2 separate regions of the Mus musculus genome follow, and region 2 is linked to region 1. A link is a loop called in an ENCODE intact Hi-C map of the cell type or tissue named here. Cell type or tissue: gastrocnemius. All regions are shown on one strand.

Region 1 (8,000 bases):
GTCTGAGCAATTCTATTGCTTTTATTCTGAAGCTCATGGGTAAGACACAAAGGGCAACCCCTAGAGGCTCTCTATTATTAGAGAGAATTATGTCCATAGTAGCAGTCTCTTTGCCTCTTCCTCTATATTCTGAGAAATGAAGTTGTCAGCGAGGAAGTTGAACCCAGGCAGCTATCTGATGGCATGAGCAGCTGATGGAAATTTCCAGTATTTATTTCTAAGCAGTTAAAACCTTTTCCTCTATACCTTGCCTGTGTGCCAATTTAATGATCAGCATCAGCACTGCGTTAGCATTTTCCTTAGCACAGTCCCTTACAATACTCCTTTTATTCTTTTCTCTGTTGTGTGTACACACATGCATATATCCACATATGTGTGCACCCATGCTACCATCACCCAGGTTTCTCTACTCTTTTTTCAGTCATTGCCCCCACTCCATCTCCCATCCCACAGTTTCTCATCCCATTCCTCCTCCCCTTGCCTCTGAAAGGGTGCTCCCCTCAGTCTCCCCCAACCCACCCCGTCCCCTCACTATGCCTCTCCTTCTCTGGGGCCTCAAGTCTTTTAAGGATTAAGCTCATCTTCTCCCGTGGCTACACCAGGCAGACCTCTGCTACATATGCACCAGGGGCCTTGGACCGGCCTGTGTATGCCCCTGGTTGGTGGCTCAGTCTCTGGGAGCTCCCTGGGGTCTGGGTTAGTTGAGTCTTCTGGTCCTCCTATGGGGTCACTCTCCCTTTCATTCTCTATTCTTTTTCAGTCATGCATTTCTCCAAAGTTTAAGTAATTCCATGCCATAGTTTACCGAGAATGACTTACTGTTGTTCTTGGATTAATTAATAATTAATGCCTCTTTTTCTTTTCAGGATGTGCTAGTTGGAACCTTACCTATAATCTCGTTTCCACATTCTACACTTCCCCGTCCCCTTCAGTAACATATTCAGATATACAGGGTCTTGTGTATGCTGGGTAAGTGCCTACCACTGAGCTATAGCCCCGATCACTCATGCTGTAATGTCTCAAAGTCTAAATCACAAAGTGTTTACCATAAAGATAACATCTGTGCTTTATGGTTCTTTAATTTCCTTTCAAGACTTGGGGACTTTTTCACTCATATGCTCCTGGCTATGAAAGTTCCCATATGGCTGGAGGGTGCCTTCTGCCTGGGTGTGTCTTTTTCTTTGTGGGCACTTTGACTCATTGGTCCTAATGTTCTGGCTTTCGTGACGGTTTCATAGAGGATGGATGGTCATGGTTGATCCTCAGTAGGCTCTTCCTGCACTGTCTGTGGGACACTGGGTTTCATTGTCATGCAGGTAAAGGAGCTTAGAATAGCTTCTCTTTCCCTTCTTTTACACGAATCTGTATCTGCAGAATCTGTGATGTTCTAAATTATTGCTTTTTTATTTTGTACAGGAGTGCTTTGCTGTCTGAAACAATGGGCTCCATCCCCTGTTTTCACTTGCTCTTGAAGGCTAAGACCAGCCTGACCAGTCAGGGACTCAGCATAACCCCCCCATAGGCCATGGGTACTCCCTGTCGCTTCTTAGAATAGAAGGCACGAGTCAGGTCCTATTCTCTGCCTAACAGTTGCTGGAGGAAGCTCCTACTTGACATATAGTTACTTAGCAAAGAACAACAGCAAAATGTCCACCTGTCTTTGTTGTTACCCAAAATGACATCTACAACTGATATGAAATAGGAAATGAGTATACCCTAATTGACAGGTTTTGGTCCATTTAGAATGAATCTGAACACGCTGTTGATTTCCATTCCTGATGGCAAGGTCACAGCCTCAGGCCTCAGCTTTGGGTTCCATGTCTCACTCTGTGGTCTTACTTCTCAATTTAAGAGTTCCTGTTTACAAAATGAAGACAATAAGCCTTCCCTTATCATATTTAAAGGAGAGGTAAGTGCAGTTATGTATAGCCTTGTATAACCTGGAAATTAGTGTATTCTCAGTAAATAAATGTTAGTCTAAAGTACTAGTAGATGCGATTACAAGTTTTAGTGTCAAATGTAGATTTGCTACCAATTCAGTAGGCTCTGTCTTGCAAAGGCCCCAACTCCTAACACAATGACACAGACTTCAGAGCCAAGCAGTGAATTCTGAGCACAACTCTGTTTTCTTCTCCTGGGTAACTGTAGGCTCAGAATGGCTGTCAGTCAGCCAGCCAGCCAGGAGACCATGCACTGGAATAAAAATGAGTCTGTGTGCAGCAGTGACTGGAGTAGCTTTGCAGAACGCCCTCCTTGGAGCCAACAGGGTTTATGTGCAGTATCTTGTTGAAGAAGGAAAGAGATGCAGGTAACTCTTACATTTGCACCACAACCAACCAACAGCCACACTTGGGAAGGCCTTATTTATTATACCTTAGAGTGTGAACCTTGAATGAAGTTGGGGTGCTCTCACTATGTTACATTTTCTCTGGAGACTAGAAGAAAGCTCCCTACCCCCTAGAAAATTGCTAGTGCCCCTCTTCTTGGCTCCTGGTTCTGAGATTTCCTTCTCAGCATGAGTAGATTCCCAGATATGATCACAGCCAGCTCCTGTCACCCAACACCAGCGGGACCAATACTTACTGGAAGCATCTCTGATGACATCTCTCATTTCATGTATGAATTAGAGAATCTACATTTCTCGGACATTCCTGTTATGTGCTCACGTGGCTTTGTGTTCATGCCATGCTATTTCTTTTTAGAGCCGGCCTCATATTTCCTTTTATATTGACAAGGGTCTGTATTTTTGAGCCCCATCGTTAGATAGTGCAATATGGGTAAACTGAGTGTCATGATGACTAAGTGACTCTCTAGCACTTTACAATGAGTCAGGTAGTGAGACAGGAATAGAAAACACAACTCTAGTCTCCTAAATTGTTTTTTTCCTGACCACTAGACCACACTTCCTCTCCAGACTATGAGACACTGGAAAATGAGAGTCAGGCTGAGAGTAAATATGGAGGTGAGCCCGCAGAAACACAATTTCACTTGTTCTTAAATCATGTCGTTTAGCAAAGGAAAACAGCAAACACCCCAGTGTCTTTACTGTCATCCAAAATTGCATCCTGAACCCACCATGGATGTAGAACAGGAAATGAGTCTGCCCCAAACCGACATCCCTTTTCCATTTAAATGATTTTGAAAAAGTGGTTGATTTTCCCGTCTGTATGAGATTTCCCTTACAAAAGAAAAAAAAAAGTATTTGCAGTTCAAAACATAAATAAAACAAATTCGTCAGTCACGTGTTTTACTAAATGAAATCCAACAGTTTTAGGCTTCATAGGAAAAACAGGCTGATTAGACGCAGCAGGAAGGTGAGTTTATCGTGGACCAAGTGTGGCAAAGAACAGCACGCAACACATGAAGGTGAAAACTGGGGCAAAACTGTGCAAGGATGTGGGTGTGAGTCTCAACTCTGCTCCTGACTTTCTTCTTTTATTTAAATACGTACACACGTGATTATGTACTTTTTGTGGGGGGCTGGGCATAGGTAACCCTCAGTGTGCATACAACTTCAATGAATCTATTTTCCTCTCCACCATATGGATCCCAGGGACTGAGCCCAGGTTTTTTGACTTGGTGACCCTCACCCGTTGAGTCACCTCACTGGTCCCCTGACTTTCAGTGTTGAGCATATCCAACCATATGTGTCTGAAAGGGGTCATAGCACCTGCCTGCCTGCCTGTCTGCCAGTAGCCTTGGTGTGGAGACAGACAGGATAAGGTGAATGGAAGAAGAGCTGTGTGCTGGACAATGAGATATGGCAAGCCTCTGCCCCATGCCAAGGTTGCCCGGGTAGGCCAGTCATCTTTGCACTTCATCTCCAGTAACAGAGCTCTCAAAGGCTTCTTCTCCATGCTTGACTAGAACTTAAAACAAAAACAGTCTAAACAAGCTTCTTTTGAAATCAATTCTTGGCCATGGAGACAGAAAACAAGATATTTCCTTTTGGCGAATAGCTCCCCCTCTTCCTCGTCATTTAGCAAGAGGTATCTTGAACTGCTCTCCTGAAATCCGATGAGAGATGTGAAGAGAATATTTTCCACTCAGAGAAAAGAGCCGTGCAGTCTGGGGAAGCAGGGCCCTCACTGGGAGAGAATGAGTGCCAAGAGCTGTCTCACCTTGTGGTTCCCGGGCAGGCCTACAAGCTCTACAGATAAAGCCCAGACAGCAACTACTGGGAATCCTGGAAGGTCCTTTTGGGGGAAAAACAACAACAACCTTCCATCAGGGTTTCCATCTGTGGGTGGAATAGGAGGCTATTGTTCCTGGAAACTGAAGAAAAGGCAGGAATTTACTTTCCAAATTGGGCAGCAGCCGAAAATTCAGCACAGCTCACTGCTCAGCTGCTGCCCTTTAACAGCAGGTGATGGTGTGATTTTTCTCAATGGAGCAAACAACCTACTGGAAAGCTCCTCAGACTGTCACTAATCTCTACTGGCGTCGCGTCGGTTTCTTGTATGTCAGCAATTCATGATGCTCCGTGTTTGCCATAAAGAGATTCCTTATGTGTTGGTTGTGTGACCCCCTTATCGTAATCTCAAAAGACAACGATCTCTACCTTCTCTCTAAAATAAATCCAGTACAAGACAATCCCTGCCTTCTTTAGGGGTGGTGCATGGTCTGATGCAGAGGACTGTACTGCCCCGTGCCAGAAGTAGAATCAAGGGAGACCTTTAGAAAACAATACCTGCCAGGTACCTCACGCACGTGTCTTTTATTGTGTAACTTACATGCAAAGGGTTGTGGGTGGGCTGTAATAAATCAGCGCCATCTAGTGGAAATGGGCAAAGCTACAAGTCACCGCTCCACTGCTGTGTCACTGCCAGTAGGACACCTTCCAGCTCAGTCACTTCTCAACGCAGTCTTATTTATACTCTTCTATTTAAACGGGTTGCCCCATTCTGCTTTGAAAGCTAAAGGCTAGTCCTAGGTAGAGTAAAAAGACTGGGGACTGTGTAAATAAATGTTCTGGCAGTAATCAAGATAATTGTACCAGTTAGCATGTGAACACTAATGTTTGGTTTATAGTCATCATATTTCATCCTTATAGGACTCTGGGAGACAGTGCTGTTTTGTTGAGAAGGAAACTGAGGCACAGAGAGTCTATGTAACTTGCCTGGGCCACTCTTTTGCTACTGGGAAGACACCAGTCTTCCTTGTGTCCCCCTGCCTGAATGGGGTCGTAAATATATGCTGGAGTAGACAGAATTCCAGTGTTAGGGCTGATGGACAGAGTCCCAGAATAGGAAAACATGGTGGATATTGGTAGATAATAGGTGTCCCATAGGTCAAATGGAAGTTGGTTCGAGCCATACTCAGTCGTTTTTCTGTTTTGTGTTCCTGGGAGAATTACAGTATGTTCTGAGAACTCCAGGTTATTCTGAAAAAAAAAAAATGGCGACAGGGATATATCTTCCTCGTGGAGGAGGAGCTGGTAGTATGGGGAGAAGTGTGGGTGCTTGCGGTCTGGCTCATGGTGGCTGTAGATAAGATTTTTCTTTTTAATTCTTTGAAAACGATTTTAGACGTTCATCAATTAGAGAAGAGTCCCTCATGGGGAGTAGACAGGTCGGTTCTTAAGCTCTGAATTCAGCCTTCTATCCACCTGGAGTTCTTGTCCCGCCTAGGACAATGTGTGGAATGTGCCCCTCCATAATCCTATCTTCCTTCCCACTGTTGGTGCTCATAGCAGGACCAAAGCTGGCAGGTGCAGAAGTTGTCCTTGGCGCCGTCCGTGGGTGATCCTGCTCTTGTGCTCTTTGGTCTCTTTGGTGTTCATGATGAATGTGAGGATAGGAAGGTGCAAGAAGGAGATTCTTGTTACAGAGTCCTTCTCTGAGGCCTCCAGGGCACAAAGGGCTTTTATGAGAAGGGACAGAGGGAGGATATGGAGATATTGGTTAGGAGGCAGAGGCCTTTGTTATTTAGTCTGCTGTCTCTTTTCTTTTTTCTCTGTCCAAACACAACAGAGTCATGGGCCTCCTGCACCTAATTAGCTAAAGACTATGGACAGAGAACAGCAGATATAGTGGGTTCTGGGAATCTCAAGGAAGTTTTACCAGTTTACATCTCCACCATTTGGGTAGACCCTTTAGAACTTAGACTGTCTAGTGAGTGGGAGGAAGATGAAGGATAAGGGGGGAGGAGACAGACAGACAGACAAAGATCTGCCAAGTAAAATGTCCCCAAAGAGCTGCCCCATCACAAAATGGTGTATTCCTGTCTGGCCATCTAGAATTACCTATCATTTTCTCTCTCTAAAGGAGATTTTAGTTGTATTCATGTGTGCATATGTGTGTGACCACGTGTGAATAAGTGCAGGAGCATGCTCTGTAAAGGCCAGAGAAAATGTTGGATCTCCTGGAGTTGGAGCTACAGACCATACTGAGCCACCTGATATGGGTGCTGGGAACTGAACTCTGGTCCTCTCTGCACGAGCAACAAGCACTCATGACTACTGAGCCATATCTCCAACCCCTAACTGTGTATTTCTTGGTTTAATATTTGCTCCACTAAACAAAGTACAGTAGTAGACCAGCACTGTGCTGTATGGAGAACAGAAACAGGCTTCACTCAGACCCTTAGTATGCTACCAAGAGGATTTAGCATATCCATATACTCAGAAAGATTAAAAAAATATATAACAAGCAACAGGATTTTTTAGTACAGTGTACTACATAATTGAAGTGAATCCTGATGTCTGTTTTCATACTATACAATTTCTTTTGCAGAGTTACGTTGTATTACAAATACAGAAACCATCTTCTTAAAAGGGAATGCAAGAAATAAGTAACAGCTAATGAATTGATATAAAAAAAAAAAACAGTACTTGCAAATAGAGTTTGATTCTTTCCCCAGCCATGACTCATTTTGCGCGAGCGTCTTGGCTTCTCCATCCTTAAAAGACTAATACAATTTGTCTTTAATTAAAGTCTCAATTATTTTTTTAAAGCTCTGGGGAAGATGGGTGCAATGGAAAAATGAACTAACTGAGCCTATGACTTAGCTTGTGCTGGGAATTTTATAGGCAGTTCACAAAGGCTTTTACTTGTCCCCCTAAGTGATAGGCAAAATGTATTTGAAGCCGAACAACTTAGACTGGAAAGGCACACAGTACCTGTCCCCAAAGTAATGATCACATCAGGACACACCCGTTGGGATTGAATGCTCCCATTTAAAGTCTGCCCAACCATCACAGCCTATGTCTGTTTTGGCTTTGGCAGAATGTTGATAACAAGCATCTGCAAGAACCTTGTTTAATTGAGCAGGAAATTACTGTTTTCTTTACCAAGGTGTTGTAAGTAAAGACATACCTGTGTAGACAGGATTTATGGTTTAAGTCCCGTGTGAAGAAATGAAGGTAAATTAGCAAAAATTAATCCCCAGGTGAAATCACAGCTCTGGAACTCATTTTTCCAATGGAATTTGACTGTGTTTTTGGAGCCTGTTAGATTGAGAGGTAATCTCTTGGGCACACAGGGACTTCCTTAAGCACATGAAGTGTGTGTGTGTGTGTGTGTGTGTGTGTGTGTGTGTGAGAGAGAGAGAGAGAGAGAGAGAGAGAGAGAGAGAGAGAGAGAGAGAGTGCGTGTCAGCTAAAGGCTGATGAACACCTTCCCGTGTAGACCTCATCTTATTTCTTGAGACAATGTCTCTCGACGAATCTGGAGCTCAGTGTTCTAGTTAAACTGGATAATGAACGAGCTTCCGGGTTCTGCCTTCCTCCCTTTCTACAGTGCTAGGGCTACAGCCTCTGCTGCCATGAGATCTGAACTCAGGGCTTCTTACTTATATAGTATGCACTTTTCTGACTCAGCCACCTCCTTAGCTCCTGTGTTTATATGTTTTTTGAATGTAGTATTTTACTAAGTATTTTACTAAGTACCCTGGCTAGCTTTGAACCTGTGAACCATTCACCCCAGCCTCCTGTGTGCTGAGATTTCAGGCATGTATGTGGCACCATGCCTACCTTTGAAAATATTTTGACCTCTAGATCC
Region 2 (8,000 bases), 290 kb before region 1:
CTTAGCAATCTGAGCATTGCCTGTTATAAACTTTGAGTCTTGATTTTATTTTAGTTCTTATTTGCCTAATTACCTGTGTTTCGATTCGGATATTCTTTTGGAAGTGTTTATAAATCCAGAATAATTTTTTTTTTCGAGACAGGGTTTCTCTGTGCAGTCCTGGCTGTCCTGGAACTCAATCTATAGACCAGGCTGGCCTCAAACTCAGAAATCCACCTGCCTCTGCCTCTCAAGTGCTGGGATTACAGGCGTGCGCCACCACTGGGCCAGATTAATTTTTTAAAGTGTTAGGTTCATCTCTTAAATAGTACAGTTACAGATCTGTAGGATTAAAATGGACCTGCAGCTTTTGGATCTCCTGATGACATAGCTGTGATGTGTGTGTGTGTGTGTGTGTGTGTGTGTGTGTGTGTGTGTGTGTGTGTTTGTGGTGCATCACTCTAGTGCTTGTCATGAGGCTGTTATAAACAGACCTGGACTGTCAGTGAAAGTGCTGTGCATGCAGTCATGTCATCACTGCACGTGATAGCTACCCATGCCACGGCTCTGTGTACAACGTGTGCCCTGCTGTGTCAGCAGCAACCTGATACATCATCTCATGTTCACTTTACCTCTTGATTGTGGTGTTGTGTCATACTTGATTTAGTACCTTTGTTTTCCATTGTGGCTTCTTAGCATACTTCCCCTGCTAATACTCAGTAAGAGCCTGATAGTCCCAGGATATAGTAGGATATACCAGCTAGGTTTGTGCACGTGTACTCAGATGTGTGCACAATGATGACGTTGCCTAGTGACATATTCTCAGAGTGTATTACCTTTGCTGAGTGACTTCTGCCTGTATGTGTACACACACACTTTGGAAACTCGGGATTTATGGACATTTTTAAAACTGGAGATAGAAATATTGCATACCCCCCTTCCTGGTCTCTTTATTAAAGCATTTGGGAAAATTAACCACAGATTAAACCGTTCGGGATGTGAGCAGTGAGTGAGGGCTCCCTCAGATGACTGGGAAGGGACTCTGAGGGTGCATAGAGCTGGACAGCTGGTTTATTTTGGATGTCAGGTCTGTTGCATTTGTTATAGATCAGTGGTTTCAACCTGTGGGTCACAACTCCCTTGGGGGTCCCATACTAGATATCCTGCATATCAGATATTTACATTACAGTTTACAACAGTAGCAAAATGACAGCTATGAAGTAACAAGGAAATAATTTTGTGGTTGGGGGTCACCATATGAAGAGCTGTGTTAAAGAGTCATAGCATTAGGAAGGTTAAGGAGCACTGTTGCAGATGCTGAGATTTCATAAAGAAAGCATCAGTATTTTAAGGTAAATTGAATTGTAATCAGAGATTGGAATGCCTTACTAAGCTATCCTTTCTTGTTTGCCATTTCCCAATGTTTTAGGACAATTTTTTCCCGTAGGGATGGAACTTTTCTTGCTATCTCAAGCCAGTAACTACCATCTAAACTCTTTGATGTTTTCTCCCAAGGGCTATGAGGAAGTGTCTCAGAAATTCACTTCCATAAGGCGAGTCCGTGGTGATAACTACTGTGCACTGAGGGCCACACTGTTCCAGGCCATGAGCCAGCTGGCCGAGCTGCCCCCCTGGCTGCAGGACTTGGAGCTCATACTGGTATGTTGTTGCATGAATTTGAATCACAGTGTTTCAGGAAGTTCTTCTCAGAAGACTTCTCCTTTCTGCTCATGTTGCCTGAAGGTGTTACATGCAGTGTGATTTCAGCATATGGATTTGTTCAGTTTGCATCTGTAAGATGATCTTATATGTATAAAAAATGACTAGAAATAATCAGTATTTTCAAGAAGAGAAAGAATGACAAAACTTAATACACTTAAGCTGAGTTAAAGACCAGATGTTTAGAATTCATAAAAAACACATAGAAAAAAACTTGACTTTATTTTAGTGTTTCTCTGAAGTAAGTTATATAATTTTTACTGGAGTTCATGTGGATTTTAGGGGCAGTTCAAAAACAAATATACGTTTCATGATGAGATGCTAGTGTTACGTAGAGAAACCTTTTCTGGACCTGACTATCCTTAGTGCTTTATTTAAGTCATGGGAGAGAGTCCCTGGGATCTATGCCTGCAGGTGTCTTGATACAAAGAAGGCCTCATGCTGATGATTTGTGTAGCGGATAAAAGGAAATTCTGTAAACCCTGGCGCTAGTGAACGCGGCTTTGCTATTTTCTGTTGGCTCGGGAGTTGAAGGGCTTTGGGTGGCTGAGGGTGGACAATCTTAACTGCAGCTCGGGCTGACTTCAAACCTGTGGCAATCCTCCTGCTTCAGTCTCGTGAGTGCTGGGATTACTGGTGTGATAGACACATGGCAAAGCTGTTACTTCTGTGTGGTGTCTGCTGCGCTCCTGTGTTAGAGAGTAGCTAACTTGTTCCCGTGACACTGGGCTTCTTACACAGCATGGACTGTGTGCTTTAACACACCAGTAAAGGGAATGAATGTGTTTTACAACTTACTAAAGAAAGAAATGGAAATTTTAATTTATTTTTAGATGGTATTATTCTGAGAGGATAGACTTGGCCTACAGTACTCTTAAAAACAAAAGAAAGCACTTTGAAAATTATTACGAAATCTGATACTTTTGAGTCTTTTCCTTTGTGGGCCTTTTTAGATTTCTGGGCTTATTTGACACTAATTTTAAATTTTTATATTTTCTAAGAATTTTTGGTGCAAATACAGTCCTAAGTAGTTAAACATACACATTGTATCCCAGAAAAGTAAAGCAACGGCTCCTGCTAACAGGTGCATTCGGGTTACATCACCTACCCCATGTGAAATGGGTCAGCTAAGAGGGTGGGCTGTTGCATGCCTGGAACTGCAGCACTTTCATGCTGAGGCAAGAGTCCTGTGACATTTAAGCTGCTCTGGGTTATGTAGTGCAGCCTTTTCTCAGGAGTGTTGGCTTGCATTTGGTCTTGGACAGTATGAAAATGTGTCACTGGCAGGAGTGATGAGGTGATGGAGAGGTCTTCCTGGCCTACTGGAGTGATGCACAGAGAACTGTTAAATTCCCAGTGGGCTCCTCTTTTCCATAGCATTGCATGTTTGCCTTCCGAGGGCCCCGTCGCTGAGATCAGTATTCACACTGATTGGATTTTGCTTCTGCTCAATATCTGCTGAAGAAACTACTTTCCTGCTCATGCCCTCAGAAACGTAACATGGTTTGGACCTTTCTTGACAGTTTGTTGTATGTTCCTAAGACTTGAGTGAAACACTTGCCTCCAGCTCTGCGTTTGAGGAGCAGGGTGGGGGGGAGGGGGGGAGGGAGGAGAGGTAGACACACAGGTACTGGAGAGTCACTGACTGAGCAAGGGTGCTAGCTGTCTGCTTCCATGTGCAGACTGTGAGCCCAGTGCCGCTAGAGCTTCAGAGGGAGACTAGGCACAGTTAGTGCTCAGACGGCTGTGCTTGCTTGAGAATGACTCCTGGGCAGGGCCTTCTGCTCTGCTCTGCTCAGTCTCTCTGCCTAGCTGCTCTCCTGCTTAGGAGTTGAGCTCTGTCCCTTTTGATGTGCAGCTGTCCCCTTTTCTCTTGTCCTGCCTAGGCTTTCTGATTGTTCTTACTTCTGTCCAGAACCAGCCCGTTTGACTGCAGGCAGATCGTCTGACCCTAGCCCCAACCTGGACATAGCTGGCCAAAGCTGGATCAGCCCCTCACTTGTGAAAAGGGAGTATCCTTTCTATTAGGAGCTTTTTAGTTCTTAAGTGCACTGTATTTGTAAACATCTGTGAATGGATAAGACCTGTGACAGCACTTACTACAGAATGACCCGAAAGCTCCTTGTGACTTCATTTTGAGGTTGATGCTTTTGATACATGCAGTTGCCATGTTATCAAGATTATAGATATTTGTTAGAGAAAACAGGCTGGGCTCTAGGCCAGTCACAGATAATGTGCTTAAGCTACCGAGTGATCCTTAACCGTTACCATCGTCATTTCTTGCTTCAGTCTCCTTCCTCCTCTTCTCTTGCTATCTTTAGTTTTCTTTTTTCCAAGACAGTTTTCTCTGTAATCCTGGCTGTTCTAGAACTTGCTCTGGAGACTAAGCTGACTTCAAATGCACGGTCTGCTTCTTGCTTGCTCTTACTCCAAAAGAAGGCAGACTTGTGTGCCTACTAGAAAGGAATAGTGATTTATGTGGACCCCATGTGTGACCCATGAGAGCATTTAAAGTTGTATTAACTTCTGAATAAATAAGTCCAACTCCATGTTCTTTCCTAATAGTTCTTCTAAACTTTTATTATCATGTGTCTGTGTGAGTGTGTGTGTGTGTGTGAGTGAGCCTGTGTGTGTATGTAAGTGAGCCTGTGTGTGTGTGACTGAGAGTGTGTGTGTGTGAGTGAGCATGTGTGTGTGTATGTATGTGAGTGTGTGTGTGTGAGTGAGCGTGAGTGTGTGTGTGTATGTGAGTGAGCATGTGTGTGTGTGTGTGTGTGTGTGTCTGCCTGCCTGCCACAGTGAGTGTACGGAGAGGTCTGAGGACAGCATTGTGGAGTTTACTCACCATCTGTGCTTACGTGGGCTCCTGGGATTGAACTCTGGACAGCAGGTTTACATGGTCAGTGCTTTCTCCACAGAGCTGTCTTGTTGGTCCTCTAACTTGGTTTCTTTTCTAAGTCTCATTTTTTTTAACTTTTTTCTAAGATTTCCACGCTGGACCTGGATAATCACTTAATCAACAGACTGACCAATGAGTGACTGAGATGAGCAAACTAACTTGTTTCTACCAAAAGTAACTGAGTTGCCTGTTGTACTTGCTCCTTAGGTTACTGTCCAGTGCTACAGAGCCACAGCTCTTCCCGGGCTGCCACCTGCCTCCTCTCAGACCTTATAGCTTTGGAGGAGTATTTTCTCTTGAGTTGTACTTCTTGGAGCCAGGGTGTAATTTCATGTTGCTGCCACTTGAGGGCACATGAGGTTCTGGTGATAAGTCTGAGACTAATTAAACTGCCTGTGCATGTCTCACAAGTGCAGGGCTTGTGGGAACAGTGGGGCTGTTGCAGCTTTAGGTGAAAGGTCATTTATCACAGTACAATACGATGACTAGATGGCTTTTCCGCTTGACTGACACAGAGCACTGTCACTGTGATTTTGAGTTTTGTAGAGACAAGTCATCTTAGTTACATATGATTGCCGTAGACTGAGAAAGCACAATCAGAATTATTGTTTATGAAGGCGTCTCAGAGGCTTAGGTTCTAGTGGAACTGAGCATGCTCTGTTCTGAACTGCCTATTACTGTTAAGCAAGTTCAGCACACGGTGTTAGGATAGGACATTCTGACTCCAGGGATGAAATCTCTCTTTTATAGTGCCAGTTACCCCTATTTATTTATTTGTTCCTCCCTCCCTCCCTCCCTTCCTTCCTTCCTTCCTTCCTTCCTTCCTTCCTTCCTTCCTTCCTTCATGTACGTGTGTGTGTGTGTGTGTGTGTCTGTGTCTCTGTGTGTGTGTGTGTGTGTCTGTGTGTGTGTGTGTCTGTGTGTGTGTGTGTCTGTGTGTACCTCTGTTGCGGAACCATCTCAGTGGACCTCAGGTGAAATCTTAGCAGTGTAGTCTATGGTTTTCATCCTGACACACCCAGGACTCTTGAGAAGATAGAGTTTCTCATGCTGTCATGGCTTGAATTGTGGCCTTCAGATTCCAGATTCTAATGCTGTGTAGGGACAAATGAAATAGTCCAGGAACAGGAACAGGACGTGAGGGCCATAGTAGTTGCCTGTGGCTCTCATTAGAAAGGTGCTGCTCCCACCCTCCCGCTGCTGTGGGCCTCATTCCTCTTCCCCATCTTGTGCTGTGGATTAAGGATGTGTGGGAAGGTTGTCAGGAGTTAGGCTTCACTGTCAGGAAGAGCAGCAGCCTTTGACTCTACCGTGGACCTTCCGTGCCTGCAGTCACCTTGCTGAGCCATGTAATGTATGGTAAGGTTGCCGTAGTCCCCAGCAGCCACAGGCAGTGAGGACCGCTGTGAAGACCCAGTGTGGATTCTTCCTTAGCTTAGCCTCAGATCTGCGCCTTGCCTGTCCTTGCCTGTGTTAGTTCTGCAGGCTGGACTCCTGTAGATTTGAACCAACAGCATTTAACCTTGCAGCCTTCTCTGTGGCTATGCTTTGAGATTGTGACTTCCATATTCAGATTCTCCATCCTCAACCCATATGATCCTCTCGCAGGAATTAATTTTTGAAATAAGGTAGGTTTTGTATGAAGGCTTTGTGGTGTCTTCCTTTTCGGTTGTCTCAGCTATCTGGCAACACTGACACTTCTTTATCTCTGTTTCTTGATATTCCAGTTACCAGAGAAGCTGATAAACAAGTATACCTGGATCAAGCAGTGGAAACTTGGACTGAAATTTGATGGGAAGAGTGAGGACCTGGTTGAAAAAATTAAGGAATCCCTTGCCCTGCTAAGGAAGAAGGTTTGACGCACGAAATTTTCTGTGTCTGATCGGGGTGCAAAGCTTTCTCTTTTGTTGTCCCAGCAGATTCAGTGTTCTAATCTTATTTATTTACTCATATTTATTTTTAAGTTTATAAGGAAGAAGGTTCATTTTAGCTCATGGTCTTCATTAGGGGTCAGAATTTGCTGGTTTGAGACAAAATAATTTTGGGCTGGGGGAACTGTGCAGTCTGTAGGTGCATGACAGGGAACTGAGTTTGGTTCTTCAGAACTTATATAAAACTGGTGGCATGTGATTGCCACCCCAGCAATGGAGAGCAGGGGATAAGAGGGTCCCTGAGGGTCACTGGCCATCCAGTCTAGCCTAACTAATCAGTGACAGTCACCATATGCACGCATATACACGTACACTCTTACACATGTGTACAGTCACCATATGCATGCATATACACGTATACCCTTACACATGTGCACAGTCACCATATGCATGCATATACACGTATACCCTTACACATGTGCACAGTCACCATATGCATGCATATACACGTATACCCTTACACATGTGCACAGTCACCATATGCACACATATACACGTACACCCTTACACATATGCACACACATACTTACACACACATTGAAAAAGGAAACTTTAAAAGAACATTAATTCCTCTCATTTTTTGGGGGGTAAAATGGAAAAACACCAACATTCTATTTTCTTGGAGGTGATGCTATCTACAAGTGTCTCAGATAACATTTAATTTTCTTCCAAAGAAACCTTAATAAATAAAATTTTTATTTTAAGTCATATTTGTAGGTTTTAGGGTTATCATTTAATCCACATTCCTTTTAAAAAGATTGATTGATTGATTGTGTGGTGTACGTGTATGTGCACACATGTGCACTGGGTACCTGTGGATGCCAGAAGAGTGTGTTGGTTTCCTGGGGCTGGAGGTGCAGGGGTTGTGAGCACCGGCATGGGCATTATCTGGGAGAGCAGCAAGTGCTCTTAGCCGGGAGCTGTGGCTCCTGTCCTTTATCCCACGTTCATATTCTCAGTGTATCTCTGTGTATTTATTAAGGTCTTTCCAGGTATTCTTACATTTTAAAAGTCTATCAATACGTGCTATAAAATCTTTCTCAATAAATAGATGTAGCAACTTTGGAAACCATCCTAAGAGTAGTCTGAAATAATTCACGGGATTAGTTCACGGATAGCTTGGTCTTCTAATTTCCTGTGGGCTGGTGAATACAAGTCTCCTTCCTGTGGTAGAGGGCACTGTTGTTCCCCTTGCCTATTGGAGTGTAATGCTTAGGGGCTAGAAGCCACTGGCCTGCTGGCGTGATGAAGGCAGGCTGCAGCTCTTTGAAGGACAGACTGGCAAGTTTGTCAGCTTAGTTGTAAGGTGTAGTTTTCTTTTCAGGTTTTGTAAGGGGCTGGTGAGGGTGTTAGTTTTTTTGTTTTGTTTTGTTTTTTGTAAATTTTATCTCTCTCTCTCTCTCTCTCTCTCTCTCTCTCTCTCTCTCTCTCTCTCTCTCTCCCTCTCTCTCTCTCTCCCTCTCTCTCTCTAT

The links. Hi-C counts contacts between places; a loop is a spot of excess contacts. Peaks named below come from ENCODE experiments on the same cell type or tissue, not always from the same donor. Only the 100,000 strongest peaks of a DNase experiment are listed, where the experiment ranks them.
Region 2: it touches region 1 in a loop (6-fold over the local background); 18 of 42 quality-filtered maps call a loop at or near these places.

The regions. Positions count from the first base shown.
Region 1 is chr15:27,322,807-27,330,806 of GRCm38, reverse strand. No RefSeq gene overlaps it. Among named protein-coding and RNA genes, the nearest start is that of Gm36899, 140 kb to the left of the region's middle. In gastrocnemius, a CTCF peak has its summit at 4,787 (motif pointing left); DNase peaks (open chromatin) are centred at 2,184 and 4,776; H3K27ac peaks cover 356 bases.
Region 2 is chr15:27,609,962-27,617,961 of GRCm38, reverse strand. Otulin (OTU deubiquitinase with linear linkage specificity) reads left to right here. Exons shown (of 7, transcript NM_001013792.2): 4 at 1,495-1,638; 5 at 6,325-6,450. Among named protein-coding and RNA genes, the nearest start is that of Otulin, 17 kb to the left of the region's middle. In gastrocnemius, CTCF peaks have their summits at 1,607 and 4,935 (motif pointing right); DNase peaks (open chromatin) are centred at 1,591 and 4,953; H3K4me3 peaks cover 170 bases; H3K27ac peaks cover 2,945 bases.